3 separate regions of the Homo sapiens genome follow, and regions 1 and 2 are each linked to region 3. Evidence: chromatin loops called from intact Hi-C (ENCODE). Cell type or tissue: ascending aorta. All regions are shown on one strand. Links, peaks and the distances in the headings refer to the core of each region. The heading gives the core; the rest is flanking DNA.

What was found. Hi-C counts contacts between places; a loop is a spot of excess contacts. Peaks named below come from ENCODE experiments on the same cell type or tissue, not always from the same donor. Only the 100,000 strongest peaks of a DNase experiment are listed, where the experiment ranks them.
Region 1: it touches region 3 in a loop (6-fold over the local background); 6 of 110 quality-filtered maps call a loop at or near these places.
Region 2: a loop joins it to region 3, with 4 times the contacts of the local background. A loop is called at or near these places in 2 of 110 quality-filtered maps.

What each region holds. Positions count from the first base shown.
Region 1 is chrX:9,525,485-9,536,282 of GRCh38, reverse strand. The region is part of intron 2 of TBL1X (transducin beta like 1 X-linked); the gene reads right to left. Among named protein-coding and RNA genes, the nearest start is that of TBL1X, 66 kb to the right of the region's middle. RefSeq lists enhancers at 3,186-3,755, 4,897-5,468, 9,822-9,871 and silencers at 5,284-5,353, 5,180-5,474. In ascending aorta, for the core only: no CTCF peak of the experiment used is centred there; DNase peaks (open chromatin) are centred at 3,724 and 5,272.
Region 2 is chrX:8,908,271-8,919,068 of GRCh38, reverse strand. No RefSeq gene overlaps it. Among named protein-coding and RNA genes, the nearest start is that of LINC03114, 14 kb to the left of the region's middle. In ascending aorta, for the core only: no CTCF peak of the experiment used is centred there; DNase peaks (open chromatin) are centred at 4,848 and 5,248; H3K4me3 peaks cover 830 bases; H3K27ac peaks cover 1,800 bases.
Region 3 is chrX:9,336,707-9,347,504 of GRCh38, reverse strand. No RefSeq gene overlaps it. Among named protein-coding and RNA genes, the nearest start is that of TBL1X, 120 kb to the left of the region's middle. RefSeq lists an enhancer at 5,446-5,505. In ascending aorta, for the core only: no CTCF peak of the experiment used is centred there; DNase peaks (open chromatin) are centred at 4,824, 5,394, 6,294, 6,688 and 3 weaker places; H3K4me3 peaks cover 2,996 bases; H3K27ac peaks cover 5,490 bases.

The DNA of each region.
Region 1 (10,798 bases), core at 955-8,954, 190 kb before region 3:
AAGACTCCATCTAAAAAAAAAAAAAAATGCTCAATTCTGATGCTGGGGCAAACAAGAATTATCCAAGACACTTAAAATTGGACAGCTTTTTGTAATGGCCCAATAATAACGACTGTAATGCAGCAGCTTGTAAGGTACTTTAAAAAACAGAAAGGATATGTACTGAGGTTATCACAGGACAGAAGACTGCCTATGCCTGCTCACTTCAAATGGCCAGAGTTCATTTGAAACACAGCACAACCGTGTGCTTCTAGTGTTAAAATTCATGTGCCGCAGCCCACATTAGTGGATTCAGGCTGATCGATTTCAAACCATTCTGATGGCAAAGGGTGAATCATTTGAAAATGTCTTGGGAATATGATACAGAACCAAAAATGCTCATTCCCTACCTCTAGTTTCACCAATCCTCATACCAGCACTATCTATTGAAGGATTTGTTAAATGTCACTCTGTTCCTCGTATGCACACTAATTCCATTTTAAAAACTCACTCTATACACTCTTTTCAGAGTAATCAAGTAGAGAGGTAGTCCTACAGACTCAACTTTAAAGACTAGGATGTTTATACCCAGACAAGTAAAATATAAAGGGCACTGTCCTTTAACATTAATTTTGACAAGACATCAGAGCCAGATTTGATCATTTGGATATAATTAAAGAGTGCAAGGTTATTTTCACAAAACCAGAAAGACTTCTCTGATAGAATTCATCATCGCATCTTTAGAAGTTTGTGCTGACTCTCACATCAGGGGGGCTGCGTGTTTACAAACACACCCGAAGACTTTCACGATCAGGTATGCAGGGGAGACCTCAGGCCAGTGTGCCCAGGAGGTAGAATTCAGACACATTTCCAGTTAAAACTCTGGAGGCAAAAAAGTTTATTCCTCTGCACACTCGCAAGCCTGGCTGCAAGCCACACACACTCTTCACCTCCATTTCCTTCCCTCTATAAACAGAACCACATCTGTGCACGATGATTTCGTTTCCTTACAGGGGACTGGAAGCTTCCTCTCTGTCTCTCAAATAATGACAAAAATAACATTACTCAGGCATGCACAGCAGGCAAAGCCTTCTTGACAATTAGGATTTCAGAGCTTCTTTTTAGGGGAAAAGGGAGTAAGAATTCAAGTGGGATGGCTTCTGGAAGCCTGGGTCTGCACAGATCCCAAGCTGTGAAAAGACAGAAGCCCATGTGTCTGGCCTCTTTAAAAAAAAAGAGTAATATAAAAAGAATAATAAAAGTACTTACTGTTGACCGGATGCTCACCAAGCTCTGTTCTAAGCACTTTAACATGAACCAGCTTTTAAAATAATTCCACTTACACAAGCTACCTCAAGTTGTGAAATTCAAAGAAGCAGGGAGTGGAATAGTGGTTGCCAGGAGCTGGAGGGAGGAGAAACAGGGAGGAGTTGTTCAGAGGGTACATTGTTTCCATCCCGCAAATGAAAAGAGTCCTGGAGATGCTGGACAACTGCAGCTGACAATGCCTACACTCAGAGAGGGGGGAAGAGGGGAGATCTCATGTGGGACTTTTTTTAACCAGAATTTGTAAAATGCTGTAACAATATCCTATTAAGGGAGGTACCAACATCCGTCCCCAGTAAACACTGGCAGCCAAGAATCAAACCAAGGGACTGACAGATAACCCCAATCCTGAGTCTACTTTAGTGAAAAACGAGAAAAGGAAAATACTCAACACTGTATTTTTTTTTTAAATTAGGGTATTAAGAACTGTTGAATTAGGCACTTAAATGGGTGTTTGGTATGTGAATCATATCTCTATAAACCTTTTTTTAAAAAAAAGTCCACAATAGCTAAGAACAGGTGCATCTTATTATATATAAGCCACACTGAAATACGATGAGCACGAAAACAAATGTACACAGAAAGCACATAAAGAACCCTATACGAATAATACGTGGCCACTAAATAACAACTGTATGTCAATGAGTAAAAAATCATCACTTAAATGATGAAAGAAATTCAGATGACAGGAGCCTCACAAACCCAGTTTTCTGAAGACATTATTTATACTCATTAGGATGCCTGCACAGATGTTGCTGTTGATATGAAACAGACATTGTAGACACAGTGAAAGGGAGAAAAATGGCTGTCCACCATTTTTCACCTCCACATCTCTCTGGCTAGTCTTTAGTGGGATCAGACAGCAAAGCAGGAAAAGACAATTTGATACAACACCGACCCGACCTGCAGGCTCCTGGGCAACCCTTCTCCTCGCCTGCCTCCCTCCCTTGCTCCCGCATGGTTCTGGGTTCCTCCCTCGGAGCTCAGCACTGCCCAAGCACTGGGCACGGCAAGCCGGTGCTTCACTGTCACCACCCCTACCAGCTCCTGAGCTCCTGGAGCAAGGTCTCTCCAGGGTGCAAGCATCCCTGGCTCTGCAGAGCCTTCATGGCACCTATGGGAGCCCCATTTAACCACAGCCCAAGGAAGTCCACCAGCTGCTTCCCCTTTCGAAGGAGCCCGGAGCAGCACACCCAGCAGAGGTAGTGTCCTGGTCTCCATTTCTCGTAACTTGATCATGCTGGCCTGGTAAGCTAGCATCCCTGACCTCCACATTTTCAAAACACTGCACGAATACCCACCATCACTGTGCCTTTCTTTACTTGGGGTCTGCTGTCTGCGATAGGTCCCTCTTTGCCTTGGAAATTGTCCTGCCTTCACTTCTCCACAAAGAAAAGGCTGGGAATGTCTCAGGAGCATTTGAAAACTGCATTTAAGTTTCTCTTTCATGGAGGGTTTTCACTCAGAAGGAAACCAAAACTTCCCCAAAGGTAAAATATTTTCCTAAGTTATCTCCCTACCATCAGAACACTTCTTTGAACTGCAGCATTATGTTTATGGAATTTTGTGTAGCCACAAGTAAGGACTAGAAGAAACGTTTTGAAAAAGTGGGGAGGGGGAGGAAGGAAGAGAATGTATGATGAAATTGGAGAGTAGAGAAAAGCAGGCCGAAGGGTGCGGAAAGCAAGCATTCACGCACATCTTCAACAGACAGCTGTGCTAGGAGTTCGCGCTCGTCTATGGGCTGAATTATGGGCTGTTCACACCTGATGCTGCTTTCAACTCCCTTCCTTTTACCTCTTACCCTCACAGTTTTTGTTTATAACAACTTTACTGAGATATAATTCACATACCATGAAATTCACTCTTTCAAAATGTACAATTCAGTGGTTTTTAATACATTCAGAATTTTGCAACCGCTGTCTAATTCCAGAACACTTTCATCACTTCCAGAAGAAACCCTGTGCTGGCTAGCAGTCACCCCACACTGCCCGTCCCCAGCCCTGGCAAGCAGGAACCCACTTTCTGCCTCTATGGATTTTCCTGTTCTGGACATTAGGCATATTACATCCCTACTCCCAACTCATATGCTGAAGCCTTAAGCCCCAGGACCTCAGAATGTGACTGTTCATTTGGAGTTAGGGCCATTCAAGAGGTAACTAAGGTAAAATGAGGTCATTAGGACGGGCCCTAATCCAACAGGACTAGAGATGAGGGGACACAGACACACACAGAGGGATGACCTTGTTAGGACCCAGGGAGAAGACAGTATCTACAAGCCCAGGAGAGAGGCCTAGGGAGGAACCAACCCTGCTGACCCCTCGATCTGGGACTTAGAACCTCCAGGACTGTGGGAGAATTACGGGCTGCTGTTACAGCCGCCCGGCACGTGGTGCTGCGTTAGGGCAGCCCAGGAGACTAAGGCAAGCCCGCGGGCCCAGTGCCAGGCCCGTGGGAGGCGTGGGAATGCTAAGCAAAAGGATTCCCTCTCCAATTCCTGGAGAGAGAGCACAAGGAGTGAGGCTCATGGGCTTGCCCCCTAACCGCTACGTCCCAACCCTTTGTCCCTTATTAAGAGTGTTTAATGTGTTTGGATAGAATTCCTCTAGGGTAAAAATGCTTCACCCCCAATGTTAAGATATAGAATTGTAATTTTACCCTCCCTCACCCCTCCCTTACAAATCAGTTAACGCTCAGATGTCCAGGGTGGGGCAGAAATCTGTTAATTGACATAAAAGAAATGCAGCCTTCGCTTCCTGGGGCAGGGGCTCCCAGTGCAGGCTTGGACAGAGATCCACATGCAGACTAAATGTCCACCCAAAGCTCCAGAAGCATGTGCGCAGCTCAGGAGGCCACTGCACGAACCTTTCAGCATGGCCAGATCTACTTCTCCTCCCCTCCCACCCCACAGACAGCACTGATTTTAAAAGACGTGCTCTTGCGCCCCAGTGTGGTGGCTCACACCTGTAATCCCAGCACTTTGGGAGGCCAAGGAGGGTGTGGATCATTTAAGGTCAGGAATTCGAGACCAGCCTGGCCAACATGGCGAAACCCCACCTCTACTAAAAATACAAAAATTAGCCGGGTGGTAGTGGTGCGCGCCCATAATCCCAGCTACTAGGGGGACTGAGGCAGGAGAATCACTTGAACCCAGGAGGTGGAGGTTGCGGTGAGCTGAGATAGTGCCACTGTACTCCAGTCTGGGCGACAGAATGAGACCGTGTCTCAAAAAGAAAAAAAAAAGAGCCTCTCATTATGTTGCCCAGGCTGGTCTCGAACTCCTGGACTCAAGGGATCCTCCCGCCTCGGCCTCCCAAAGTGCTGGTATTACAGACATGAGCCACAGCGCCCCGCACAGATCTACTCTTCTTAAATAAGCGGAGATGCTTTTTATTTGTGTCTTTTTGTTGTCGTTGTTATTTTCTCTCAATTATTTAGAATGTACAAAATATTCGTGGTATTCAAGGATCAGGTAACAGCTTTACAAACCAGAAATGAGCGATTATTGACATTTAATCAACCAAGAAATATTTATGAAATATAAGGCAAAAAAACCCCACCACCAACACACACCAACACACACACACACACACACACACACACACACACACACACACACACACCCTCCAGGTTCTTAGTTCAAAAAAGTACCTAGAAATAAGGAAAAATGTAAATTGTTCTGAAGCATGCAAAGTTCATCCTGTCATGAATGAAAGGAACTCTCCCTCTCCCCTCCCTCTCTCCCTGTCTCTCCCTCTCCCTGACTCATTTACTGTGTGAGTTTCTTAAATTCGTGTTAGGGAATGCAGGGAATTTAAGCACTAAGCATACCCATCTCCCACTAACTCCACCCTCCCACCCAGGCCTCCCCCTTTTTAACACTCCCCACCTCTGCACAAAAGGTCCTGATCCTTCTCTATTCAGTTGCATTCTCTTAATGCAATGCACCCGGCACAAGCACACATCCCGCTCAAGGGTTAGCTGCTGACGGAGGGGCGGGGCTTTACCAGCGGCAGATAAGATGCTTTGGCAGGGAGCCTCTTTGCAGCCTCACACGTGATGCTCGGTCCATTTTTTTAAAGGGGGAGGACTACGTTTCATTGAACACATCTAAAAATGTAATGGAGGGAGGGAGGAATTAAAGTCAATGGGTAAAACGTGCCATTTAAAAGTATATGTATTCTCGGGAAAAAATCCAGAAACATTTTCTTTCCGTTATATTTTAAGATTTCTTGGGTTGACTTCAACACAGATAAATGAACATTTGTGATGAAAAGATAAGTATAGTTTCTTAAAATTGAGAAGTCAAGGGGATTTTCTCACCTTATTTTAAAAGAAACATGTAAATATTTTAGCGGAAGTAGAGAGGAAAAAGGAAACATGCAGGGCTTTTTTAAAAGAGCACCTTTTTTTACAGCTTTAAAGCCACAGATAATTTGAGAACATAAAAATGTGTGATGTGGTCTGTTCATTAAAAAGTAAGTGCCAGTATAAATTGAATTTTAAACTATCATTTAGCCAGACAATAATTTCAAATTTAATAACTAAATTGATTTTAATTGCTTTTAAATGGTCCTGGCAAAATCTGAGCAAGCTCTTCATTTCTGCCAATTCATTAGAAGCAGGCAAACTTGAATACAGAAGGAAAAAATCAAATCATTATAATTAAACAAAATTTTCTGCATTCAGTATCCTCTCCAATGTCAAGCAGACCTAGAAGCTACTGACTCTAACAAAAGCAAAGGAGACAGATGGGAGAATGGACCCCCTCGTGACATTAAAATGCCACCTGGCTTATAAATGCACGTTCGTTTTGGAAGACATCAACAATAACAGGGCTCTCCTGTTTGTTTTTTTAAATCGTCTTTTTAGGTCTTCTAAAACTAGAGGAGCTCAGAAGTGCTTTCCCCACATTCATCAGGTATTCTATTGTGGGTTTTCTTTACTCCACCACTCAGCGTATTTCTAGATATTAACCCATTCCTCCATGCATCTGCCATGGAGGTTTCTTTCTCTCTTTCTATCTCTCTCTTTCTTTCTTTGAGACAGGGTCTTGCTCTGTGGTCCAGGCTGGAGTGCCATGGTGCAATCACAGCTCACTGCAGCCTCAACCTCCCAGGCTCCCGCCTCAGCCTCCTGAGTAGCTGGGACCACAGGTGTGCGCCACCATACCTGGTCATTTTTTTTTTTTTTTTTTGGTAGAGACAGGGTCTCCTTATGTTGCCCAGGCTGGTCTCCAACTCTTGGCCTCAAGCGATCCTTCCACCTTGGCATTCCACAGTGCTGGGGTTACAGGCATGAGTCACTGCGCCCAACCATGCCATGGAGGTTTCCTTGAAGTTTTTACCCTGAGCCTCATGACCCCCCATGTCTACATTATTCTTACTCCCAAACAACATCAGAAACAAGGCGCACAGCTGCTGAAGGCTGCTTGGGCCTGGAAACCAGTCTCTACCTGGCTGTGCCATGCCTGCCTTCCTGCACCCACATCTGGGGTCTGAATGCATTCCACACAATGTCTGCAACCCCTCCTTTAGCACGTCTGAAATTCAGCATTCCAGGCAACTGCGGAGATGAGGCCATCATCCCTCAGGACTGCCTTTAACTCCTGGATCCAAGAAAACTGTGGCAACCACAAAGACCAGAGATAACAGAGGACCGGCAAGAGAGTAAACATCTTGGACCTTGAGGGCCATGCCATCTCTGCTGCAACCCACCCAAGTCTGCCCTGGTGGCACACTAAAGCAGCCACAGAGGACACAGAAAGCAATGGGCATGGCTATGTCCCAATAAAGCTGGATTTTCAAATATGGGCCGTGGTTCACACAGACCTAGAGCCTGATCAAAACGTTACCATAGGCACTTCCTTTGTGATTTAATTTTAACAAGCCATATGCTAATTTTGAAATTGTTTTCCAAAAAACCCAAACAAAGCAGGAAAAAAAAAATCAGAAAACTTTTCCACTCCGTATTTTTCAGTGCTGGTTTCCAGAACAGCCAACAACAGGTGGGATAGAATTTGGTGTCGCGGATATAGCAGTGTGTGGCCAAGATTCCCGTTCAGGGCTTCCCCCCATCTCCAGCTGCCACCCTCACCCAAAGCCAGGCCCCAGTGAATGGGCAATGTGGACCTTTACAAAGGCCTGGGCCCCTTGACTTGAGTCAGGACAAGCCGAGACCCAGAGCACCCATGGGTTCAGCTAAAGACTCTGTGACCCCGCCCCAGTCCACTCCTCCCAATCCCCAAAGCAGCACCCCCCGCCCCCACTGACCCCACCCCCTCCCCCCGCAAGCTCCTGCACTCCCCAGACTCTGATCCTGAGCCTCTCTCCCAAGATCCTCAGCACTGTGGCTTCCCAGGAAACCCATGTGCAGCTGCGGGTCACCTGCCCAGGGGCCCAGAGTGGGAACTAGGCAAAGAGGCTGGGGACGTCTGGAAAGGCAGGCCCGGGTACCATACTGAACTGTCCCTCTTCATCTGACAGTCGTTTCTATTTCAGAGACACTTCCTTCCAAACGCCAATGCCTCACAGTCTCTATTCCTGTTCAGGGCCTCGGGAGAACTCCTCGCTCTTCAAATGGGAAGTGAAGTTACCTGTGTTCCTAAGACCCCCTGCATATAGGACAATTCCTCGGAAATGAACTGAGCTGCAAATGTCCTGACACAGGCTACAACATGGGAGAACCTCAAGGACATTATGCTAAGTGAAAAAAGCCAGACACAAAAGGACAAACAGAGCATGACTCCACTGACATGAGGCACCTCAGACTAGTCAAATCCACAGACACAGAAAATAGAACGGTGGGTGCCAGGGGCTGCGGGGGAAGGGAGAATGGGGAGTTACTGTTTCATGGGGACCAGGTTTCGGGTTGGGATAATGAAAAATTTCTGAGGCTGGGCACGGTGGCTCCCACCTGTAATCCCAACACTTTGGGAGGCAGGAGTGGGTGGAATGCTTGAGGCCAGGAGTTTGATGCCAGCCTGGGCAACCTAAGGAGACCACGTCTCTACAGAAAAGTTAAAAAATCAGCCTGGCGTGGTGATGCGCACCTGTGGTCCCAGCTACTCGGGAGGCTGACATGGGAGGATCGTTAAGGCTGTAGGGAGCCGTGATGCACTCCAGCCTGAGCAACAGAGCAAGACCCTGCTCCACTCCTCCACCAAGAAAAAGAAAAAGTTTGGGAGTTATGAATGGCGGTGATGGTGGCGGAACAGTGTGAATATGGGATCCCAGCACCTCAGTGCCCATAAATAAACACACTCAGTCACTCACATGTTGTCAATGGCTGCTTTTGCCATATAACACCCAGAGACTACAGGGTTTAAAAACCACAAAATATTTATTATCTGGCCATTGACAACAAAAGGTTTGCCGACCTCTAACAAAAACAAACCAAAATATGGGGTGGAGCAAGAAAGCAGAGAAGATAAGGTTCCACCGATCAACCCCCACCCCAAGGACACCAATTTAACAACTATATACATACACACAAATAAATAAACCAAAATATCCCAAACCTTTTTTTTTAACGCACATTTAGGGTCAGTGCCTAAATACGGCCTAGAGAGATTATGGTGAATCACTTAAAAAAAGGTCGTACTACAATAAATACAACAGAGACGAGACCCCTATAGGAATTTTCCTCAAAGGAATCTGTAGGGCAAACGGGCATCTTGTCCTTCTCTCTCAAGAGTCCCTCTCCCACACTGGAAATAAACTCCCGTGGTGAGTAGAGACAGCTGGCTTCTCCTGAGACGCTGCTGAGCTGCAGCTACAGTCACTCCTCACACTGCGCCCCCTCTCGGCCCACCCTACACCAACGTGGGCTAGGGAAGCAAAGGGCTTTGGGGGTGGACAGGTCAGGACCTCCTTTGTCCTGTGTGATCCACGGCGATCCTCCTTTCCCCTGTGCGATCTCCCTGCCCACGCCTGGCTCATCTCAAATCCCACGCAATCTCCAAGCCTCAGCTTCCCAGTGGTTCCGTGTGGCGGGGCCTTTCTAAATGCACAGGGGAGGGCGCTCCCCATCACAATTCCCATGACAGGGGACTGACTCCCCCCTTTGGTGTGTCTGTGGCTGCTTTCCAGTATCTGCCTCCCCACAAGTCTATCAACTCCAGGAGGGCAGAAAGCAACTTTCCCCAACGCGACTACCTCTGAGCATGGACCTGCACAGGGGAAGCTGCTGACACATGCTTACAGAATATTCTATGAAATTCAAAAGTCAGTGGCCATAAATGGAGTTTTATTGGAATACAGCCACATTTGTTTGTTTATGCAATGTGCAGGGCTGCCTTCTCACAATGTGGCTGAGTTGCAGAGGTGAATAGTTGCCAAGACTGGCCCCAAAATCCTAAAATCCATACTCTCTGGTCCCTTACAGAAAAAGGGTACCCACCTTGCTGCAGAAGAAAAACCACAGGGCTTAGAACCGAAAAATTACATCTTGGCACAAGCTCTGCTTCCCAGGGACCCCGGGCAAGTCGTTTCACCTCCACTTCTCCGAAAGGAAAAGACCACACCAGAGTCATCAACATCTCTCTCAACTTAACACTCCAGTTCACTCTCAGATCAGCTCAGAGGACTTGAGAGCAGAATGCCAAAAACACAGGCTTCATCTAGAAAAGATTATGCGCAATCTATTCTGCTCATTTAGGTAACAGGCAAATTTTATCTACTTTTGAACTCATCTCCACCTCCGGCCCCAAAATAAGTAAGGAGGAATTCAGTAAAGCTCAGAGAGCCAGACTTCACTGAGTCAACCAGGTATTACAAAGAGGCTGTGTTTTTTTTTCTCTCTCTCTCTTTTCTCTCTCTCTCCCCTCCCCCGCCCGTCTCTCCTCTCTCTCACACACACACTCACACACATACACACATGCACAGACGTTCTCTCTCTCACACAGACCCCTTCATCTTGAACTATAGGTGCAGCTGCACGCATTAGTCTTATTTCTGACACAGAAAGAAACAAGACTAGAAACAAAAATGAGGCAGGAACGTTCCCGGACACAAGAATAGCGCTAGATGCTTCAGCACTCAAGCCTTTCAGGCAAAAAGAGGAAAGAAAACCACATCGAAGGCATCTAACACTCCTAATAGTAGTATTAGGGGTTTTTTTTTTAAACACAAAATCTCTTTGGGAAAAAATTATTTTCTCTGCAAAATAGAGGAAAGTGCCTGTCCAAAAATGTAATTTACATAAACATTTAAATTCTGGCCAAGTTGGTATTGTTTTATGTGTCACATATGCTTAAATACCAATGCACATTTATATTACAGCTGAAGTGAGTTATTTCCTCCTGCTCATAATCAGTTCTTAAACAGTACAAAGTCAAAGGCAAAACAACACTCAGGAGACTATGCAATTTTTCCATTCAAATCTGGATAATTTCTTTTTAAAAAGCAAATCTCTATCATGTAAATCTCAGCAAAAACTTCTCCTTATTAAGCAATTATAGACCATTTGGATACTCCAGGGAAGGTCTAATAAC
Region 2 (10,798 bases), core at 1,142-9,141, 430 kb after region 3:
AGGGAAAGGAAGTGTTCAAGGTGGTTCTGTGCTGCTAGGGGCTTTCTCCCTTGGGACTCAGCCTCTCGTCACAGGGAGCAGCTGAGGCTGCTAGCTCAGGGTTTCTCAGCCTCAGCAGTAGTGACATTTGGGGCCAGATAATTCTTTGGTGTGTGTGTGTGTGTGTGTGTGGTGGGGACTGTCCTTTGTGTCACTAGGTGTTGAGCAGCATCCTTGGCCTCCGCACACTAGATGCCAGTAGCATCTCCCTTCACCCAGTTGTGACAACCAAAAGTAACTCCAAGATTGCCAAATGTCCCCTGCAGGGAAGCATTACCCCCAGGTGAGAACCCTGTCCTTACATAGCATACACGCACTGACTAAAATAACTAGACACCCAAAACGCAGAAGCGCTAAGAAAGCAAACTGAAAAACATATACCCATAGAAGCATAATGACAGAAAGAGATGGCCCAAAAATGTAAACATAATGAATAAGCTCAATGAGTGTGGCAATATAAACACAAAATTGTAAGTCATGCAAATGAGCCAAGTAGAAATATGTAGTTATGAATTCATAATACTTCAAATAATGCACACAAGTGTTTGGCTGAGCTGCAGAATGAATCCTGCTGAAGAACGAATGGGTGGGCTGCGAGGTAGGTGCCAAAGTAGCTTGATCCTTACACTTCTCATTTCTTTTACTTTCTTTATAGTAAGGTATAGGACTTCTTGTACTACCTATAAAATGCCACGAAAAACTAAAAAGAAAAGAATTATAATAGAAATGTCAAGGATGTGGGGAATACAAATGTAACTAGCAACAAATAGAGGAGACCCAGAAAGTCTGAGAAAAATTGGAAGGGAGACATTGTTTGAAAAAAAATAATGAAGAAAAGTCTCCATTATTTTAAAAAAAGAAAGAAAAGAAAGGGATCTTAGGTCTTAGATGGAAATGATTCAGAGCTCCCAACATGATAAATAAATAAAAACTTCACACCTAGGCATATTATAGCTGTCTTAGTGCATTTTCTGTTGCTTATAACAGAATATCTGAAACTGGGTAATTTATAAAGAAAAGAGATTTCTCTCTTATAGTTATGGAGGCTGAGAAGTCCAAGGTCAAGAGGCCACATCTGGTGAGAGCCTTCTTCCTGGTGGGGACTCTCTGCAAAGTCCTGAGCTGGCACAGGGCATTGCATGGAGATGGGGCTGAGTATGTGCACTTGCTAGCTCAGGTCTCTCTTTCTATTCTTATGGAGCCACCAGTCCCCATGATAACCCATTAATCCATCAGCCTATTAATCTGATAATCCGTGAACGGATTAACGCATTCGTGAAGGCAGAGCCCTCATGACCCAATCATCTCCTAAACGCCCCACCTCTCAATACTGCCATATTGGGAATTAAGTTTCAACATGAGCTTTGAAGGGGACATTCAAACCATAGAAAGAGTGAAAATCAAAAATGCCAAAACAAAGGGAATTTCAGAAGGTCTAGGGAGAAAGCAGCAGACTTCCAAAAAACAAGAATCAAATGGGTAACATAATTCTCAACATGAATGCTAAGCCAGGGTAATATTTTAAAATCACTTTGAACCTAAAGACTGTGTATCCAGCCAAATCGTCACTTAAATGGGAGAGTGTAATAAAAATATTTTCAGGCTTGACAGTCTTCAAAAGGTTTTCCAGACAAAAATCCACTTTCAAAATAGGCTGGGAAGAAGAGCTCAACTTCAAGAGAAGGTTGTACCAAATATAGAAGAAAGGTAGTAATCTATGTTAGGTACATTAATTATTGTCTAACAAAAACCAGGGTAAGAAAAGAAAGAAACAGGCACAGTGTATCTCAACAAATCAGAACTCAAATTCTAGGCAATACCAAACAGTGGGCAACACAGTGGGGAGATCAAAAAGATATGATAACTTACTCAAATGTGTGTCTTGATAGAAGAAAGATCTAGATTCTAAATAATTTAAGAAATCAAAGTAAATATAGATCTTAATAAAGGATGGCCATGAACAGAAGAAAAATGTATTATATTTAAATCAGCAGGAGGAGGGAAAAACCCCTTCATCTGTCTAATAGAAAGCAGGAAAGAAAAATAAAAACAAACGTAAAGTATAGCAAATGGCAAACATGAAATAAGATGGAAGAAACAAATCAATATGAAAATTTAAATATGCTATAGTCATCAATTAAAAGATGGAGGTTAAGTGACTGAATCACAAAATAAGATTCAACAATGTTTGCTGTTCTGGTAAGAAGTATGTTTATCAAAAGATAGAGAAAGCATGAAAATAGGAGAGTGTCAATTATGAACCAATGAATGCAGGAGTCACAAAATTAAACTCTGACACAATAGAATTCAAGACATAAGTATTAAAAGGCACAAAAATATGATATTATAGAAGGGAAAATACTATAAGAAGACTCAATCATTGTGAGCATATATTCAAGGAGAAATAGATTTATGAACAATAGTTGTTTGAGAAGGTAACATTCCTCTAGGAAATGGTTATATCAAACTGATAAAAAAGCAACATTGTAAAAGTTCTGAATGATATAATGATTAAGCTTGAGACATTATAGTTAGATAGACCTCTATAACCAGCTAACAATATGCGTTGCAAACTCACAGCATATGCCAAAGTAGCTTGATCTTTACACTTCTGATTTCTTTTACTTTCTTTATAGTAAGGTATAGGACTTCTTGTACTACCTAATTTCAGATGAAACAATCTTTTACCCACAAAACCCAACTAAATCAATAGGCAAAATATTATAATGAGAAAGAGTTCAACAAGGTTACTGGAAGCAATGTATGCTTACAAAAAACAGAAACAATTCTGTACACCAGGAATTTGGCTATATAGCGAAACATGGTACCATTCACAGAAGCAACAAAATCTTTCAAGTATCTTTATGTATAATGTCTATGGAGAAACACATAAAGATCTTATTAAGGACATACAAGGTAGATATTTTTTTTTTTCCTGAGGTGGGGCAATTTTAATACAGAGATGTTAATTCTTCTAATCTGTAAATTCAGTATTTCAGTTGGATTTCTTTTAGAAACTTGATGGACCTAATCTAAAATTTGTATTTAAGAATAAATTTCTATGAAAATGACAAAAATATGATTGAAATAGCAAAAAAGAGAAGACTTGCGGCCGGGCGCGGTGGCTCATGCCTGTAATCCCAGCACTTTAGGAGGCCAAGGCGGGTGGATCACGAGGTCAGGAGATCGAGACCATCCTGACTAACACGGTGAAACTCCGTACAAAAACAAAATTCGCTGGGCGTGGTGGCGGGCGCCTGTAGTCCCAGCTGCTCAGGCGGCTGAGGCAGGAGAATGGCGTGAACCCAGGAGGCGGAGGTTGCAGTGAGCGGAGATCGCACCACTGCACTCCAGCCTGGGCCGCAGAGTGAGGCTCTGTCTCAAAAAAAAAAAAAAAAAAAAAAAAAGAGAGAAGACTTGCTCCAATAGATATTAAGACACACAGAAGCCATAGTAATCAAGACAACATAGTTTTGATATAAGCACAGATATCTATGTATTTGTATTTGCATGGGACACCACAGAAAGACCCATATGAGAGCAATGCAAAAATGCATAGTGTTCAATCCAATTAAGTATAAAAATAGCCAATGACCCAAATTTTTACTCTGGGCATATAACCAAATAAATTCTTACAACAGGTCCACTAGGAGACACACATACAAGAGGATTCACCGCGGTGGTGTGTGCTCTGGCTGGGAACTGGAGACATCATTGGGAGTGGGGATGTGCAGAATGCTTGGAAACATTATCCTGCAGTCAGAAGCCACTTGCTATGTGTGTGCACTGTGTGTGCATCATGGATAGATCCAGAAAGTGTAGGGTTGACTGAAAAAGGAGTGAGAAGCAGAATGTAATCTATTACACAGAACAACTTTACCCATTATACAAGAACACATACAACAAAAATATATTATGTAGACGTGCATCTAGAGCTGAAAACCATGATATACATTTTAAATGAACATGTTCAACAAGTATACGTTAGGATGTCTGCTTTAAAGGCTAACAGGAGGCAGAATGTAAACAAAAGAGAACACACATACATGCACGCTTGGAAGCAGTATCCTGCAGTCAGCAGCCACACACTATGTATGCATCATGGATAGATCCAGAAAGCACAGTGTTGAGTGGAAAAAGAGTAAGAAGCCCAACACACACAACTGTGAGTTGCCTTATGCTGATGAGTAATGATAACGTGCCAGTATCTGTGGATTCCAAAATGAAAGAAATTCCAAAAAAGGGATTATCTCAATTGTCCAACATTTAGTTCATTTAAAAAATCTTGTGACGATAAAAACTGGAAAAAAAACTCCAAGGTACCTATTTTGACAAAGCCAGAAAGCTACAGCAAAGGTAACATTCCACCAATGTTTCCCAGGGAAGTCCTTCCTGCAAGAGCATCCGTAGATTTATATAATACAAGAAGAATGACTGGGAAGAGATTTCTAATTTCCCAGAGGAGTTGCAATTTCAGAGGATTTGAAAAGATTGGCAATTTCATTTATTTTCACCGTCTATGCCCTTCCTGGGTGGACAGAACGACTTGCACAAATCTCTGGATCTGGTAAACGCATCCTACTTGTTGAAGAAGAGAGTAGTCTACCTTTCTGTCCTGGGAAATGAGTTTACAGCTTGGACAGCTGGCTCCACTGCGCAAGCCAAAGCACCTCCTAACTTATGCAGTGGACAGCTGCAACAGAGAACCACAGAAACCGACAGCTGGGCAGCAAAAGCAATTCTGTCTGTACTGTAGGAACAAAGATGGAGAGATTAAAAAAGGCCACAGTGTGAGGCAACAGGGAAGACTTGGAGAGAGTTCAAGCTCTCTCTGGCTTCCGAGAACTCCCTCACAATCCCAGGGAGAAACCCGTATATTAGTAACATAGGGGCTTGCCAATGTCCTAAGGTTAAGCTAAAATTTCCAGGGACAATAGTTATAGGGTCAAACACACGAGAATTTAACTTGGGCTTGAAAATTATTTTTCCCTTCCTAGTTTCATAGAAAGGCCAACTCTGGCCATAGAAATTCAAAGGCAGGGAAATGTAAGCACATTTTATGAAGAAAGTTTGGAATTGGCCCGAAGGGAGTACTCAACTGAGAGAATAAAGTCCAGCTCTCTTTGGAAATAGAATCATTTCCCAATATAGGCCTGAAATGAGTCAAAGTTGCAAATAAAGCCAAGGCTAGTATGCTTGCCTGCCAGACTCAGCCTCTGTTTTGTTGCCAAATATCTTAATCCCTTCTTGGAGTTTTTGACTGCCCAGAATCCTGGTCTGTGGTTTCTCAGCATGCCCTGGATGATCTCTGGAGCCCCATTCCCCAGTGTCCAACCAAAATCCTTTTCTCAAGGCTTCTGTGGGGTCCTCCAAGTCATACAACAGAGGGACTTTGGTTTTGAATTGAAATGAACATTGGGATTCTGGATACTATTTTACATGACAAAAATACTCTGCTGTTGAAACAGTCAAGAACATAGATTACCAGAATACTTTATCAGAATACAGAAAAATCTGGTGTGGTGAACTGAGTGTGATTGACTTAAAACACTTGACCTCCAGTTCCTAGAACTCTCAAGTAAGTCGTCTAGCTGCTGTGAGACTCAATGTCTTCACTTTAAAATGCCAGCAGTGATTCCCACCATGTGCAGTGATACCCATCATGTAGCAATGATGTGGCATGCCTGGGTGGGAGCTGCCGATGTGTAGGGCTGGGCGGTAGTGGGAGTGAGCCCCCAGGGCGCAGGCACTAAAGTAGTGCCCGTAGGAGGGAAGATCATAATCAGGCTGGAGCGCCATGAGAAGGAGCTCTGGAGAACTAAACACAATGACGAAACAGACTCAAAGTCCATCTTCTTTATATTATCATCATGCACTGGCAATTCTGTACAATGGCAGTGATATAATATTCCAACTCTCAAGAGTGGACAGCTTCCATGCTATTTCCCCAACCCTCCTCCTGGTCCCTTCGTGCACAGCTGAGAGCAGCCTACCTTTCTGTCCTGGAAAATGAGTTTACAGCTTAAACAGGTGGCTCCACTGTGCACCTCCTGGCTTATACAGCAGACAAGCAGAGGGACTTTGGTTTTATCTGAAATTAACACTGGGATTTGGAATACTCGTACTGCTAAAGTTCAATGCAAAAGAGGGTTCCCCATTATCAGGGACTTTTGAAGAAAGTGGTTAACCCAGTGGAGTGATGAATAGGAGACCTGGTGGGGAGTTTCTGAGATCTCCACATTCTATGTAAGGTCAGCTCACTCCAGTCCTCAAAAGTGATGGCCAAACAGCAGTCACCGGTTGCTCTTTAAAGTACTCCAATTCTTTGTCCACACGAAGTATTTCATCCTAAACAATATGGTATGGTTGCTTACATAGCCATTAACTTTATTAAAATCAAATCATTGCTTTGTAACATGGGTTTGCACATTGATTTTTCCTTGAAAAAACTAATTACTGATGTTTATATATTTTAGCTCTTGGCCATTTTTATTAGCATTGCATCCTTAGTGAGGAAATGAAATATTTTCAATTGAGGAATGGACAACAAAGTCCTAAAAATGCATATAATTTGAAATGTAGTATTTATCAATGTAGGGAAATGTTAACCAATGAAAGACATAGTTATACATTTAAAGGTGCATTTACTTGTAGCAGGAAACAGATTGCGGTCATATTATAGGCACATTGTTTTGGGTATATTCAAATACTTTCTTTGGATGAGAGGACTGAGGAGTTTTGGGTTATAAAAACCTTGTTTATTAAGCACTGATATCCACAACCAAAGATCTTTTTAGAGGTCAATTTTGCATGTGGACATCATTGCCTATGGTAGCCAATGTCGTTGTGTGTTTTCAAAAGCTATATTCTGGCCGGGTGTGGTGGCTCACATCTGTAATCCCAGCACTTTGGGAGGAAGAGGCAGGTGAATCACCTGAGGTCAGGAGTTCGAGACCAGCCTGGGCAGCATGGTGAAACCCCGTCTCTACTAAAAAATACAAAAATTAGCCGGGCATGGTGGTGTGCGCCTGTAATCCCAGCTACTCTACTCGGGATGCTGAGGCAGGAGAATGGCTTGAAACCGGGAGGCGGAGGTTGCAGTGAGCTGAGATCGTGCCACTGCACTCCAGCGTGGGTGACAGAATGAGACTCTGTCTCAAAAAAAAAAAAAAAAAAAAATATATATATATATATGTGTGTGTGTGTGTGTGTGTGTGTGTGTGTGTATTCTGTCTTAAATATATGTCAAAAGGATCCAAAATCATTGAGACTCTGGCTATGCAGATTCTACCGTGGGTTTTGTCTAAATGTGAGCAGAGTACAACACAGTGGAAAATCCTGACAGACTCCTCTTTCTGCTCCATTGCAATGAGAAGAATTATTCTGTAGACACACCACCATCACCGCTATGACACTGGCAGTTGCTCAGCTGGGAGAGCTCACCCTGCAAGGTCCAGTGGATTTTGATAACACGCGCTATCCCAAGTTTAGGAGGAGAACAGACATGGGTTACATAATGGAGAATAATTTGGTAGAGGAAAGATACACTAAGTGCTGTAGTTGCTTTCAGAGTGACTTGAAAGGAAAGATTAAGTAGTTAAGTGTCATTATCTTTAAGTCAAATGGTAGGAGATAGAATTCAAGGATCCTAAATTGCCCCAGTCACTCATGCTGAAGTCATTTAGAACCCAAGAGCAGTGGCCTGGATACCCCGCTATCCTGATGGATGCCATCCTTTCTCTCTTTCTCTTTCTTTCTTTCTTTCTTTCTTTCTTTCTTTCTTTCTTTCTTTCTTTCTTTCTTTTCTTTTCTCCTTCCTTCCTTCCCTCCTTCCTTCCTTCTTTTCTCTCTCTCTCCCTCTTTCTTTCTTTCTTTTTTTGTGGACATGGGGTCTTACTATGTTGCCCAGGCTGGCCTTGAACTCCTAGGCTCAAGCAATCCTCCTTCCTTGGCCCCCTAAAGTGCTGGAATTACAGGCATCAGCCACTGTGCCAGGCTTGTCGTGGGCTGTTGATCAGCACTTCATCTCTAGGACTAGCTTTTCGCCTGAGAATGTTTACATTGCACTCTTTGAGAAGGGAGGGCTGATTTAAAGCACTGCTTTCAACTGACAGGGATGTCCGAGTTCCCAATTGGACAGGCCGGCTGGAAGAATGATGGGTTGGCTGTGGATAGAGATGCTTCAACCATTTCCATTTTCAAGGCAGTGGCACCCAGGATCCAGTCTCATTCCCCTGAGCTATGAGCAAAGAAGGAAAACACAAACATTCCTGGAGAGCTCATGATCTCCTCGAGTATTTGCCTGAGTTTTCTATTCACGATTTGTTCTGTTTTGACCAAGAGTATTTGTAATGTGCTGCTGTAAGCAGCAAATGCATTTCCCAATGCAATCAGGTTCTTAAATGATCTCTAGGTGCCTCATGTGTCCAGAGGTCCACCTCATAAAGCATTGAGTAGCGCCCAGCCAGGGGCAATCAGACTGCAGAAAAAGGCTTCTTAGGTAGCTTGAAAAGATAATCCTTGGAGAAGGGAAAGATGTGTGTGCTTAAATTAGCCATCCCTGGTAATTTATGGTTGTGTGATTGGGGATCCACCCAATGGCAGATGACGTTTCTCCTAGGTGGGCATTGTTCAGGGACCCTACAAGTGATCATCATTCAGGGACTCTACAGGTGATCATTGCTTAGGGACCCTAGAGGTGACCACTGAGGAGGTGCTTCTGAACAGTTCAGGGGAAGATGGCCTTAACCCACAATTGAAACAACCTCAGACAACATAGAAGAGCTTGTCAGTCCAATGAAAATCTGCCCAAATTGAGAGTTTTAGAGCCACATTTGCATATTATTGCATACATGTGCCTTTCCCCAGCAGTCTCCCATGGACACATCTAATTCTATTTCCATGTAAATCTATTCCCTGGACAATTTCTGCAAGACTGTTGTTGCTCAGCGATACTTATTACCCAGCAGTGTGCTTACCTGGCAGACGCCTCCTCACTCACACGCTGTGAAAGTGCTGTGGACATAAATAACCCTCTTGGGAGCTTTCATGCTTTCTGACTTTTGATGATTGAAGTATAAGGGACCAGCACAGCTGGGGATCAACACAAGAGAAAACACAACTCTAATGATGCCTCCCAGCTTCCTTCCCTCCTCCCATTTATTTATTTTATTCTGGTTTTTAAATTTTTTTATTAGTTATGATTTATTGGAAAAAACCTTACATGTACATACTTAAAAAAAAATAGTGGGGCTGGGCATGGTGGCTCACATCTGTAACCCAGCACTTTGGGAGGCTGAGGTGGGAGGACTGCTTGAGACCAGGAATTTGAGATCAGCCTGGGCAACATATAAAGACCTCATAGTCCCAGCTACTCAGGAGGCTGAGGCGGGACGATTGCCTGGGCCCAAGAGTTCGAAGCTGCCCCTATTATCACACCACTGCACTCCGGCCTGGTGCAGTGAGAGCCTGTCTCTAAAATAAATAAATAAACAAATAAAACTAATAGTAAAACAAGACAATCAAAAGTAATCTAGATCCACCCTCCTCAGAAATTGTTAGCAGCTTACGAGTGCTTTCTGGAAATATAAATGTATATTCAAGGAGACATATGTGTATGTGTATCATGCATTGCTCATGTAAATGGGGCATGTTATATGCACTCTTCTGGGAACAACCCCCTTGTGTGAATATTCTGGCTGTATAATGAGGTGATGTGTAGTGTCTCCTTAGTAATAACCTGAGAGAGAGAGAACTGAGTAAGTTGGGCTGAATGTTTGGGTCCCCTCAACATTCGTATGTTGAAGTTCTAACCTCCCCATGCAGATGATGTTAGGTGGAGCCTTTGGGAGGTGATGAGGTCACGAGGGTGGAGCCCCATGAATGGGATTAGTTTCCGTATAAAAGACCACAGAGAGAGAGCACCCTCGTCCCTTCCATCATGTGAAGACACAGCAGGAAGGTGCTGTCTATGAACCAGGAAGCAGGTTCTCACCAGATGCTGAATCTGCCACACCTTGATCTTGGACTCTCAGCCTCCAGAGCTGTAAGAAATAAATGTCTGTTGTTTATAAGTCACCCAGTCTATAGTATTCTGTTAGAGCAGCCTGAAAGGACTGAGACACAGGTGTTTCCTTCCCTTCCATCCTGTCCATCCCTGCACCCACCATGCACACATACACACAAATACATACACAAAGACACACTCCCCAATGAAAACAAGTCAAAAGACTACATGCTGGTACTTTTAATAAAGCCTTGTCAGTCAAAATTAAATTAAATAAGATTTTCTTAGCAACAACAAATTATTCCAATCAACCTAGCTCAAGGAGCATTAAAAACAAAACAAAAATAATTTCAACTGACAAGACCACAAGTTTCTGGACAGTGAGAATTCTATTTCAACTTTATGAAATAAAGTTTTGGAATAGTGTTTATTAAATTCCAGCAAATCATATTATCTATGATATAACTAAACCTTAAATTATTTCTGCACTGGAATATAAAAATATAACTTTAACACATAATCTTTTGTTTGGATTGCAATATTAAAAAATTCTTGAATTGCCTGCCAACCTTTAAAAATAAGAATATTTTACATTAAAAATATGAATTTTCAGCTTCTCCTGAGAAACTGGAAGAATTTGGTAATACTGGTCTTGCATATATATAGACTCCAAATCATCTTGTGGACACTGAGTGAAATACCCAGTACAGTGATCATTCACTTTATGCCTAGGTGTTTTCTTAGATTTGCTCC
Region 3 (10,798 bases), core at 1,571-9,570:
TGCGTATCTCAAAAATTAGTTGGTTGTGCATTCAGTTGAGTGGGTAGTGACTAGCACTGAAAGCATGAAATGGAAGTGGATAGCCCAGAAAATTATAGAATGAGCCCATGGCAAGGGGAAGGATAAGTTCATGAGCATCATGTCACATTTTGGTCACATATATGTGTATGTGGGTCTTGTGTTTCTGTGTGAAATGTACTTCTTACTGTGGATGGGAGTTTCCTGGGGGAGAAGGAACCACCAAACAGCTCACGCTAGTCAGATGAGGTTAGTTCAAGGAGAGCCTAAGGAGGCCGGGCTTAACCTCATACATCGCCAGTGACATAAATGGATGGATTGGTATTATTATTATTATTATTTTATTATTTATTATTATTTATATATATTTATATATAATTATATATATAATAATTATATATTTATTATTATTATTATATTTATTATTATTATTTTAAAGACAGAGTCTTGCTGGGTCTCCCAGGCTGGAGTTCAGTGACGCCATCTCAGCTCACTGCAACTTCCACCTCCCTGGTTCAAGGGATTCTCCTGCCTCAGCCTCCCGAGTAGCTGGGATTACAGGCATGTGCCACCACGCCCAGCTAATTTTTGTATTTTTAGTAGGGACAGGGTTTTGCTATGTTAGCCAGGCTGGTCTCAAACTCCTGGCCTCAAGAGATCCGCCTGCCTCAGCCTCCTAAAGTGCTGGGATTATAGGCGTGAGCCACCGTGCCCAGCAATTTATGGATGATTTTGTATGGCATATGGGAAAGGCAGCGAAACACCATGGCAAAGATGATCTGGTGCAGAGTGTCTTGGGAACCAGCAGGAAGGCAGAAAAGGCTGGAAGGACTGAGCTCAAGTGCATTCCCAAAGCAACGAGGGCTTAGACCCAAGTAGGAAAGCAGAGAAATGGTCTTGAAGAAAAAGCCAGGATTTGTCACAGATTTGCTCTAGCACATGCTAGCTTTAGAGTGGCCTATCCTGAAGGTATTTTGCCTTTAATAGGTCTATAATAGGGGCCTTTTTTCACTTGGAGACAGTGCCTGCAAAAATGATCTGTTACACTATAACTTTTTATTGTGTTTTTTTTTTAAGAGACAAGGGTCTTGCCGTGTTGTCTGGGCTAGTCTCGAACTCCTGAGCTCAAGCGATCTACCTGCCTCGGCAGCCCCAAGTGCTAGCATTACAGGAGTAATCCACTGTACCCGGCCAACGCTATAACATTTTTAAACTTGAGAGTTAATCAAACTCTAGAAGAGTTTCTTGAGATACAATTTACATAGCGTAAAATTCACCCATTGTAACTGCATAATTCATTGTTTTGTTTTTAGTAATTTACAGAGTTGTGCAATCCTGATGGTAATCTAATTTTAGAACATTTCCATCACCCCAAAAAGAAACCTGGCGCAGGCTGGGCTCAGTGGCTCCTGCCTGTAATTCCAGCACTTTGGGAGGCTGAAGCGAGGGGATCGTTTGAGTCCAGGAGTTTGAGACCAGCCTGGGCAATGTGGAGAAACCCCATCTCTACAAAAATACAAATATTAGCCAGGTGTGGTGGTGTGCCCCTGTGGTCCCAGCTATTAGCGAGGCTGAGGTAGGAGGATCAATTGAGCCTGTGAAGTTGAGGCTGCAGTGGGCTGTGATTGAGCCACTGCGCGCCAGCCTGGGCAACAGAGCAAGGACCCGTCTCAAAAAAGAAAAAAAGAAAAGAAAGAAAGAAACCTTGTGCCCACTGGCAGTCTCTTCCCATCCTTCTCCTCCCCTCACCAGCAACAACCACTGTTCTACTTTCTGTCTCTAGCCTGTTCTGGACATTTCTTATAAAATAAATCATACGATATGTAGCCTTTTTGCATCTTGGCATAGTGTTTTCAAGGTTCAACCACGTTTTGGCATTTCAGAACTTCATTTCTTTTTATGGCTGAATAACATCCATTGTATGGATAGAGCACATTTTGTATATCCACGTATCCATTGATGGGCATTTGGATTGTTTCCACTTTTTGGCTCTCATGGGTGATACTGCTGTGAGCTTTCATCTAGGAATCTGTGGATGCATGTTTTCATTTCTCTTGGGTAGACAGATATGGTTGATCACATTGTAACATTGATATGATTGATTAAATTATTGATTATTGATTAAAAGAACTGAAGGTCCACTATGCGAACCAGCATTCTGAAGATACCAGAATGGCTCTGGAGTTAATTCTTTCTTACTAAAGAAATGGAAGTCAAGGGGTGATGATTTGTGGAAGGCAAGGCTGTGTATTGTTCTCAAATTTCTTCTTTTTATGTTCAATATTCAATATTCCTCATCAAGTTGTGTGATGAACACAAAAAGAGAGGTTCCTTCAAGCCAACCACCAATCTCCTGGGGGACTCTTCATAAACTCAGGCCATGAGCTTTGAGGCCTGTGAAGTTCATCATTAACACGTGACTGTTTTCTTTCACTGTGATGCCAAAAATCATGTCCCACATTGAGATTTGTGCCTTTCATTTTGGCCTGACACGGTGGCTCACACCCTTAATCCCAGCCCTTTGGGAGCCCGAGGTCGGTGGATCATGAGACCATCCTGGCCTTCATAGTGAAACCCCGTCTCAACTAAAAATACAAAAATTAGCTCGGCGTGGTGGCGCGTGCCTGTAGTCCCAGCTACTCGGGAGACTGAGGCAGGAGAATCCCTTGAACCAGGGAGTTGGAGGTTCAAGGGAGCAGTGAACTGAGATGGCGCCACTGCACTCCAGCCTGGTGACAGAGCGAGACTCCATCTCAAAGAAGGAAAAAAAAATGTCACTCAGGGCCGGGTGTCCTGGTTCACGCCTGTAATTCTAGCACTTTGGGAGGCCGAGGCGGGCGGATCACTTGAGGTCAGGAATTCAAGACCAGCCTGGCTAACATGGTGAAACACCATCTCTACTAAAAATACAAAAATTAGCTGGGCATGGTGGTGGGCACCTGTAATCTCAGCTACTCAGGAGGCTGAGGCAGTAGAATTGCCTGAACCTGGAAGGTGGAGGTTGCAGTGAGCTGAGATCGTGCCACTGCACTCCAGCCTGGGGAATAGAGCGAGTCTCCATCTCAAAAATAAGAAAAAATAAAATCCACCATCTTGCTGAAATGCACATATGTATATATATCAACATGCAAAACACTCTAGTAGAGAATATAACAGAAGGGAACATTTCCACTCCCCACCGCCAATATTTAGGCTTTGCAGGACATCCCCAGAATGTGGCGGGCAGTGCTTTGGGAGAGAGGGCTCCTCCCGAGGCTCTGGGATATTAGGATATTGGCGATGCCCCCCCCCCAGACACCTGGAGCACCCCCTACTGTCCTGTTTTGCTCACCCTCTTTTCTTTTCTTTCTTTTTTTTTTTTTTGTTGAGATAGGGTCTCGCTTTGTCACCCAGGCGTGAGCACAGTGGCACGATCATGACTTACTGCAGCCTCAACCTCCCAGGCTCAAGCAATCCTCCCACCTCAGCTTCCCAAGTAGCTGTCACCCTCTTTTCTGACATAAGGTCTAACTAAGGTCAAGAATCAGCTTTAGGCTTGGAAACTTGGCCAATGTTTTCTGCCTTTAACTCTAGAAAGTTTCAGACAGGAATTCCAAACAACCCCAGTGCAGGCAATGGCAACAGACGGACCCATGGTGCAGAGGAAACTGTATTCATTTCTTGCACTGAAGCTAGTGAAGAAAAAGGTGACTTATGTGACTACACAATGGGGAATAACTTAGGATACCGTCCTTAAATGTTAAACAAGAGGAATACTGTGCAAGAGGGATATGGTTACTACATTCTGGCATATACAATTCCACGCGGTGGAATTTAAGCCCTCATTTAAAGTATAATTTTGAAAAATATTTAGTGACCTAGAAAAATATTTATTTTTTAATACTAGGTAACCAAATCGGAATGCTGAACTATTTATACAGAGTGAGCCCGATTTTATTATTTACCTCACCTCCATCCTCAACTCCCATTTTTGGATGGGAAAATTCTTCCACACAGAGGAAAACGACAGGCACGTCGTGAATGCAAACGTCAACGTTGGTTTTCTCTGGGAATTTTTATTTTCTTGGACAGAAAAGTGGCTACACTTTGTTTTTTATTAGGAAGAGAAGCCGCTTTAACATCTAAGTAGTGAAGCCACAGCGAAGTGAAGAAGCCCCTTCACCCATCAGATGGCTTAAGAACGTCATCCTGGCGTCTTCCAAAACTCCTCGAATCCCCTCCTGCCGTGATGACACAGAATCAGAGGCTTCCAGGGGTACGCTTAGGGGGCATCTGATGCGCAGGTGCACACGGCAGCTACTGAGCCCCAACTCTGGAGTGTTCTTACTCAGGGATTTAATTATAGGACGGGGTCGTCAGGAGCAGGTCTCCCACTGCCCTGCAGGAACCCTTTTTGACCTTCAGTAGAGACAGAGCCCTAAAACTTTGGGCCTGATTTTCCCTTCCCCAACTCCTCCTCGTGCCCTTCCCAGGCACTTCCTCACCCCCAGAGACTCCCTTCTTTACCTCTGTCCCCAAGTCCCTCTCCACCCAGGCCTTCTCAAGGGCTCCCCCGCAGCAGGACCCCTCTGCCGTCCCCTTTCCTGTTTCAGAGTGTCGCGGCGTTCTGGGAACCACAGCACCCCCCAACAGCCCTGAGATCCCCGGGGGAGGACCCGGTGAACCTGAGCCGTGTTTTGGGAGCACAGGGAGACACCCGCGCGGGCGGCCGGCGGCGTGGGGGCGGGGCGCTGCGAGTGCGCAGCTCTTCTAAGGTCCTCGGTAATTCTTTCCCAGTCCACGTAGGGCGCTGGCACAGACCGGCCCCGAGTCTGATCCTGGGGGAGGGGAGGAGAAGAGAGGGGAGGGGAGGGGAGGAGGCTGGAAGACTAAGAGGGAGGAGGGAGGCTGTGGCCTAAACTCCAATGCAGGGAGAGGAGGCTAGGAGGGGGGAGGGAGGGACAGAGAGGGGATGAAAAGCAGAGGAGGAGGGGGAAGGGGAGGAGAAGGAGGAGAGAGGGGTGCAAAACGGAGGAGGAGGGGGGAGGAGGGAGGGGGTGAAAAGCAGAGAAGGATGGGGAGGGGAGAGGTGGAGGGGAGAAGGAGGGGGAGGGTAAAAAGCAGAGGGGGAGGGGAGGAAGAGGGAGGGGTGAAAGCAGAGGGGGAGGGAAGGAGGGAGGGGGTGAAAGCAGCGGGGGAGGGGGAGGGGAGGTGGGAAGGAGCAGGGGGAGGGTAAAAAGCAGAGGGGGAGGGGAGGAGGAGGGAGGGGGTGAAAAGCAGAGGGGGAGGGGAGGAGGAGGGAGGGGGATGGGAGGTGAGGGAGGGAGGACAAGGGGAAGTGAAAAAGGGAGGAGGGGGAGGGGAAGTGAAAGAGGGAGAAGCGGGAGGGGAAGTGAAAGAGGGAGGAGGGGGAGGGGCGCCACCCAGCCTCTTTCCGGAGGAGACTCATTTAGATGCAATGGCCAATTTTTTTTTTTTTAAACCAGACTGTATAAATTTACAGTTTCCTTTTCAGCTGAAGCAGACAATGTTAAAACACATTAGATTTTCTGTTTCGGAATGCAAATTAAACATAGGCAAGCTCTTGGAAGGCTTCATTGAGGGCTTGAGAAAATAGGAGATTGAAAACGTCGATGCTTGAGTAAGGCAAGAGATTTTAGCCTTGCAGCAATGTGGTCGTGTGTGTGTTTACTTAAAAAGAGAAAATTGCTTAATAATAAAACGGCCCTAGTCTTCCTTGAACATAACAGGAAGCACTGCTTAAAAAAACATTTATTTCTTTTTTTTTTTACAGCCACCATTTATTTGTCGGTGCACAGGGAGGGGGTGCCGTTGAGGCAGGGTTGGGGTAGTCACCCAGGCACTCCCCAAAGCCTGCTCACCCGGCCCCTCCAACCCCAAGGAGTGGAATCTAGAAGCAGCCCCTAGGGGCTCTCCCCTCTAATCTAGAAATGACTTTCCTAAACAGCTGTCACTATAAACTAGGTTCCTTTCTGTTCTCTGTCCCCTTTTTTCACCCCCAAAGCAAAAACAACAAAAACACAACCTAATAGAAAAGCCCCTCCCGCCGCAACTAAAAACAAGCAGAACACTCGCCCCAAATTCTGTTTCTGCTGTTCCTGCCCCCGTTTATAGGAGCCTTGTGGGCTATTTTCTGCTCTTTTCTCCCCCTGGAGAGTTATTTAAGTCCTTTAAATGCCATTCTGTGCACACATAACTTAAAAATGGTCTGGCACGGGGGAAAAGTTGGCAAATGTCTAGTTCACAATCTGTTGGGTTATGTGAAGCCAGATTCAGTAAAAACTCTATTGGCTTCCGGAGCCAGGTTATGCAACATCTTAAAAGGGTTTGGGGATGTGTCTGTAGGAGGGGGAAGGGGGACCTGAGAGGGGAAATACCGAGCTGGGTGTCACATGTAAGTTTGCTATACTGGGGATGGCCGTGGACACAGACGGGTGTAGGGAGCTGCACCATTTCAGTCTTAAGAGCAAGAAGCCCCCCTGCATTTTAACTGTGTGGGCTTTGAAAATAGGGGTGAGGGGACCAAAAGGCCTTCCCGGGCCATGAGTTCCTGTAGGGTCTCCACGTTGAGATGGCGAGTGGGGGATGGGCCCGTATGAGCCGGCTAGGGCTGCCATGCCAGAGTAGCAGACAGGGATTCCCTCACATTCTGGAGGCCACATGTTTGAAACCCAAGTGTCACAGGGCTGCTTTCTCCCGCAGCCCCTCTCGGTGGCTTGTAGACGGCCTGTATCCTCCCATGGTCGTCCCTCTGTGTGTGCCTGTGTCCTCATCGCCTCTTCTTATAAGGACTCCAGTACTACTGGACCAGGGCCCACCCTAATGACCTCATTTTAATTTAATTACCTCCTTAGAGATCCTGTTTCCAAATACGGTCACATTCCAAAAGGTAGTGGGGATTAGAGCTTCAGCCCTTGAATTTTAGGGATTATTCCCCATTATGGGATGGGGAGAACACTTAGGAGGCTTGATAAGGGAAGCAGAGAGGGTGGGGAAGGAGTTTGCATCCCTTGGGCATCCAGGCCTCGGGATGCCCCGGCCCCTCAGCCCCTGGGTTTGCAGACTGGAGAGCAGGGCTGCTCCCAGGGAAGTGGGCGGGGTGGGGGCGGGGTAGCTGTTAACTGCTAGACTTGGGCCTGTCGCCCATATGACAGCTGCATTTTTAATTCTCTTTTGGAATATTCCTTCTGTATTGCAGTTTCACCATAGCCTGAGAGCCAGCTGGATAAGCTGCTAGGGACACAGGATTCCCTAGTGATAGCGCAGGGCAGCAGTGGTGTCTCAGTGTCTTGCTCACATCTGTGTGCTTGGCACCTGGGAGGGAGCCCCAGGTAATTCTGCAGACTTAAAGGAGGGGAGGAGCAAGCTCACCCTGTGGGTTTTCAAGATGCTAATTTAATCTTCGTTGTTTGTACTTGACAGAAACCACAAAGCTTGTTTATCCAAAGTAGTATCTTTTGTGGTGAAACGATTATCAGTAATTATTAAGAAACAGACGGAGTCTTCTCCTTGGCCACTGAAAAACTCAGAAATGTGGGGAGAAATATCAAAGTTGTGGATGATCTGATATCATGAATTTTCTCAGGAAGGAGATGACCAGAGGCGAAAGTGTATTGGAGCTTCCATCTCGGTGGCTTCTTTTAAGGTTTGGTTCCAAATGGTGGTGACTTCAGAGAGTTGATGATCTCAGAATGCTTTTGAATTTGCACAGCGAAGCCTTCAAGTCCTGCCTTGGCAGTTTCAACAGAAGCATAAAGGATTCAAGGAACCACAGACATGATGGTGGAGACATTTGTGGTGGTGATTTTCCTGGCAAAGCCCTGGGGGAGCCGGCTGGCTTGGTCAGCTGTAGGCAGAGTTTGTCCTTTCCCTCTGGGGGAATCCCACTTTGTCCAGGACACTCCGGAGTCCTTCGGGCCATTCACGATCTTTCCCCCTTTATTCAAGCCCACCTTTCTCTTTTTTTTTTTTTTTTTTTTTTTGAGACGGAGTCTCGCTCTGTTGCCCAGGCTGGAGCGCAGTGGCGCGATCTCGGCTCACTGCAAGCTCCGCCTCCCGGGTTCACGCCATTCTCCTGCCTCAGCCTCCCGAGTAGCTGGGACTGCAGGCGCCCGCCACCACGCCGGGCTAATTTTTTGTATTTTTTTAGTAGAGACGGAGTTTCACCGTGTTAGCCAGGATGGTGCTCATCTCTGTTTAAGGAACAGCCGAGAGTCCCTGGAGGCGCCAAGTCTTCTCTTCTATGGAACTACGCCAGCAGGAATCTCTATGAGGGTTCCTAGGAATTCCGTACCTGAGTGAATGCAGACTTTTTGCACAAACTTCCAGTAGGTGATTCACTAGAGGCCAGAGGCAGGGGAAATGGAATCATTCACTCATTCTTTCATGCCTTTTGTTTCCTGCTTCTAAACTCCTGCTTCTTTTGTGTGTATTTTATTTTGTTTGCCTTAGCTTCTTAAGTCAGGGAGGGTTGGAAGAGAAGGAAGGTGTTTGAAATATACGAGTGAGAAATGAACGGAAATTTGCTGCTTGGTGATAGCACCAAAGGAAGGTGAAAATATGTGTAGTGGACGTGGGTAGTTTTTGTCTGACTCCGTGTTCGGCCTCTATCTTTCGGTTAAAACAACTCAAGTTTTCTCTGGGGGAACACAGGCTGTTATTCTCAGTCCCTGAGATACAGAGCTCCAGCGCCGGGGGCCCAGGTCTGGCCAAACGGCATCTCATATTTCTTGTCTACGGTGACTTCTTAACCCAAATCGTGACCCAGAGACAGCCAGATCTGGGCTTCTATTAGAATTCTTGACAAAGGTTTGTTTTTGTTTTTGTTTGTTTGTTCTTTTTGCTAGGGTTGCTAAACAGGTACCAGTAAACCCAGTGAGGAAAAAAATCCCATCATTCTTATCACTCCTTGAGACCGAAAATGGTACTGAGGAATATGGAGCTAAGGGGTGACACCTCTCTGGATAGCATGGGAATACCTGGATCTAGCCAAGCCTGAAGACCACACATGACATTTGCAGTTATGTGAACCAATGTGTTTCTTTTCTTTTTTCTTTTCTCTTTTCTCTTCTCTTCTTTTCTATTCTCTTTTCTTTCTTTCTTTCTTTCTTTCTTTCTTTCTTTCTTTCTTTCTTTCTTTCTTTCTTTCTTTCTTTCTTTCTTTCTTTCCTTTCTCTTTCTTTCTTGTAGCCCCATTTGACTTTAGTTTCAAATGCTTATGACTGAAAAATGTTCTTGGCTTATTGAAATACTAACCTCTATTTTGTTGAGTATTAAAATTATAGGCCAGGCACGAAGGCTCACGCCTGTAATCCCAGCACTTTGGAAGGCCGAGGCGGGTGATCACCTGAGGTCGGGAGTTTGAGACCAGCCTGACCAACATGGAGAAACCCCGTCTCTATTAAAAATACAAAATTAGCCGGGTGTGGTGACACATGCCTGTAATCCCAGCTATGCAGGAGGCTGAGGCAGGAGAATGGCTTGAACCCGGGAAGGAGGTTGCGGTGAGCTGAGATCGCACCATTACATGCCAGCCTGGGCAACAAGAGTGAAACTCCGTCTCAAAAAAATAAAAAATAAAAAATAAAATTAAAAAAAAAAAATATATATATATATATATATAATTTGATGCTGTTGGAGCCACAGAGCATTTTCCTCCTTCCCTTTCATTTTTTGTTGTGACTTATGACCTATAAGTGTTAAAGAGCATTCCAGAGACATATACATGTTATTGAACCAGTGATTTCCCAAGTGAAGAGGCAGAACATTGCCATTTGCTCAGGAGCCTCCTGCGATTATCATTGCGCTAGAAGTCTCTCACCATCGGAAGCCACCACTATTTGGGCTTTTGGGGAAATCATCTCCTTACTTTTTTTTTTTTAATCATTTTCTCTATGTGCGCATTCTCAAAAAGAATTAATTTTGTATTAATGGAATCATACAGCATGTATCTTCTGGGGTCTTGCATCTGTCACCAGCGTTGTATGTGCAATGTTCCTATCTGCTGTCACTGTAGCTCATTCATTCTCAATGCTATCATAGCATCCCACATATGACGGTACGCAATGTATCCGTTAGAGAGTACCTTGTGTACTGGATGTTTACTGTAGAGAATTCATTGAAGTCGATCAGTGCAACAGAGCTCATATTGGAAACAAACTGAAATGTGCATCACTCTGTGCAGAAGCCCAGTCTTGAATCAGCCCAGCCATCTGCCTTCCTTGGTCCACATCCAAGCAGTTGATGGCTGCTAAGGAAAAATTGCATAACTGAGCAAATCTGTGTTACTACAGCATTGTGATCTTCAACCCCAGCTGGGCCCTCCTGAGAGCAAGCGATTCTATGCATCCCTCTTTAGCCCTGTCTTCCATCCTTTGTTAAATGATCAGTGCTTCCCCCAACCCCTTCCCTGCACATTCTCAGCAGATGGCTTTGCCTCTTTATGGAGGTCATTGGGCAGGAAGTTCTTTCATTTCTTAGCTTAGCAGCAAGGAACCTTATCTACATCCATGCCCTTCATGCCTGCCGTTCCAGGGCCCAGTTGTCCTGTTTTTTCCAGGTCACCCGCGCTTGTGCCCTGCACCCCTCTAGTACCTCCTATCCTTGTCTTTGTGCTCTCCCTTCCCCACATGAGACAATCTGACGATGTCTGTGCAAGTCCTTTGCCTTAAACCTCATCTTTGTTGTCCTTGTGTGGAACCGGATGTTTTCAGTTCTCATCTGAATTATTGCGTTAGTTTTCCTGATTGGTCTCCCTTTAACGCTTGCCTCTTTTGGTTCA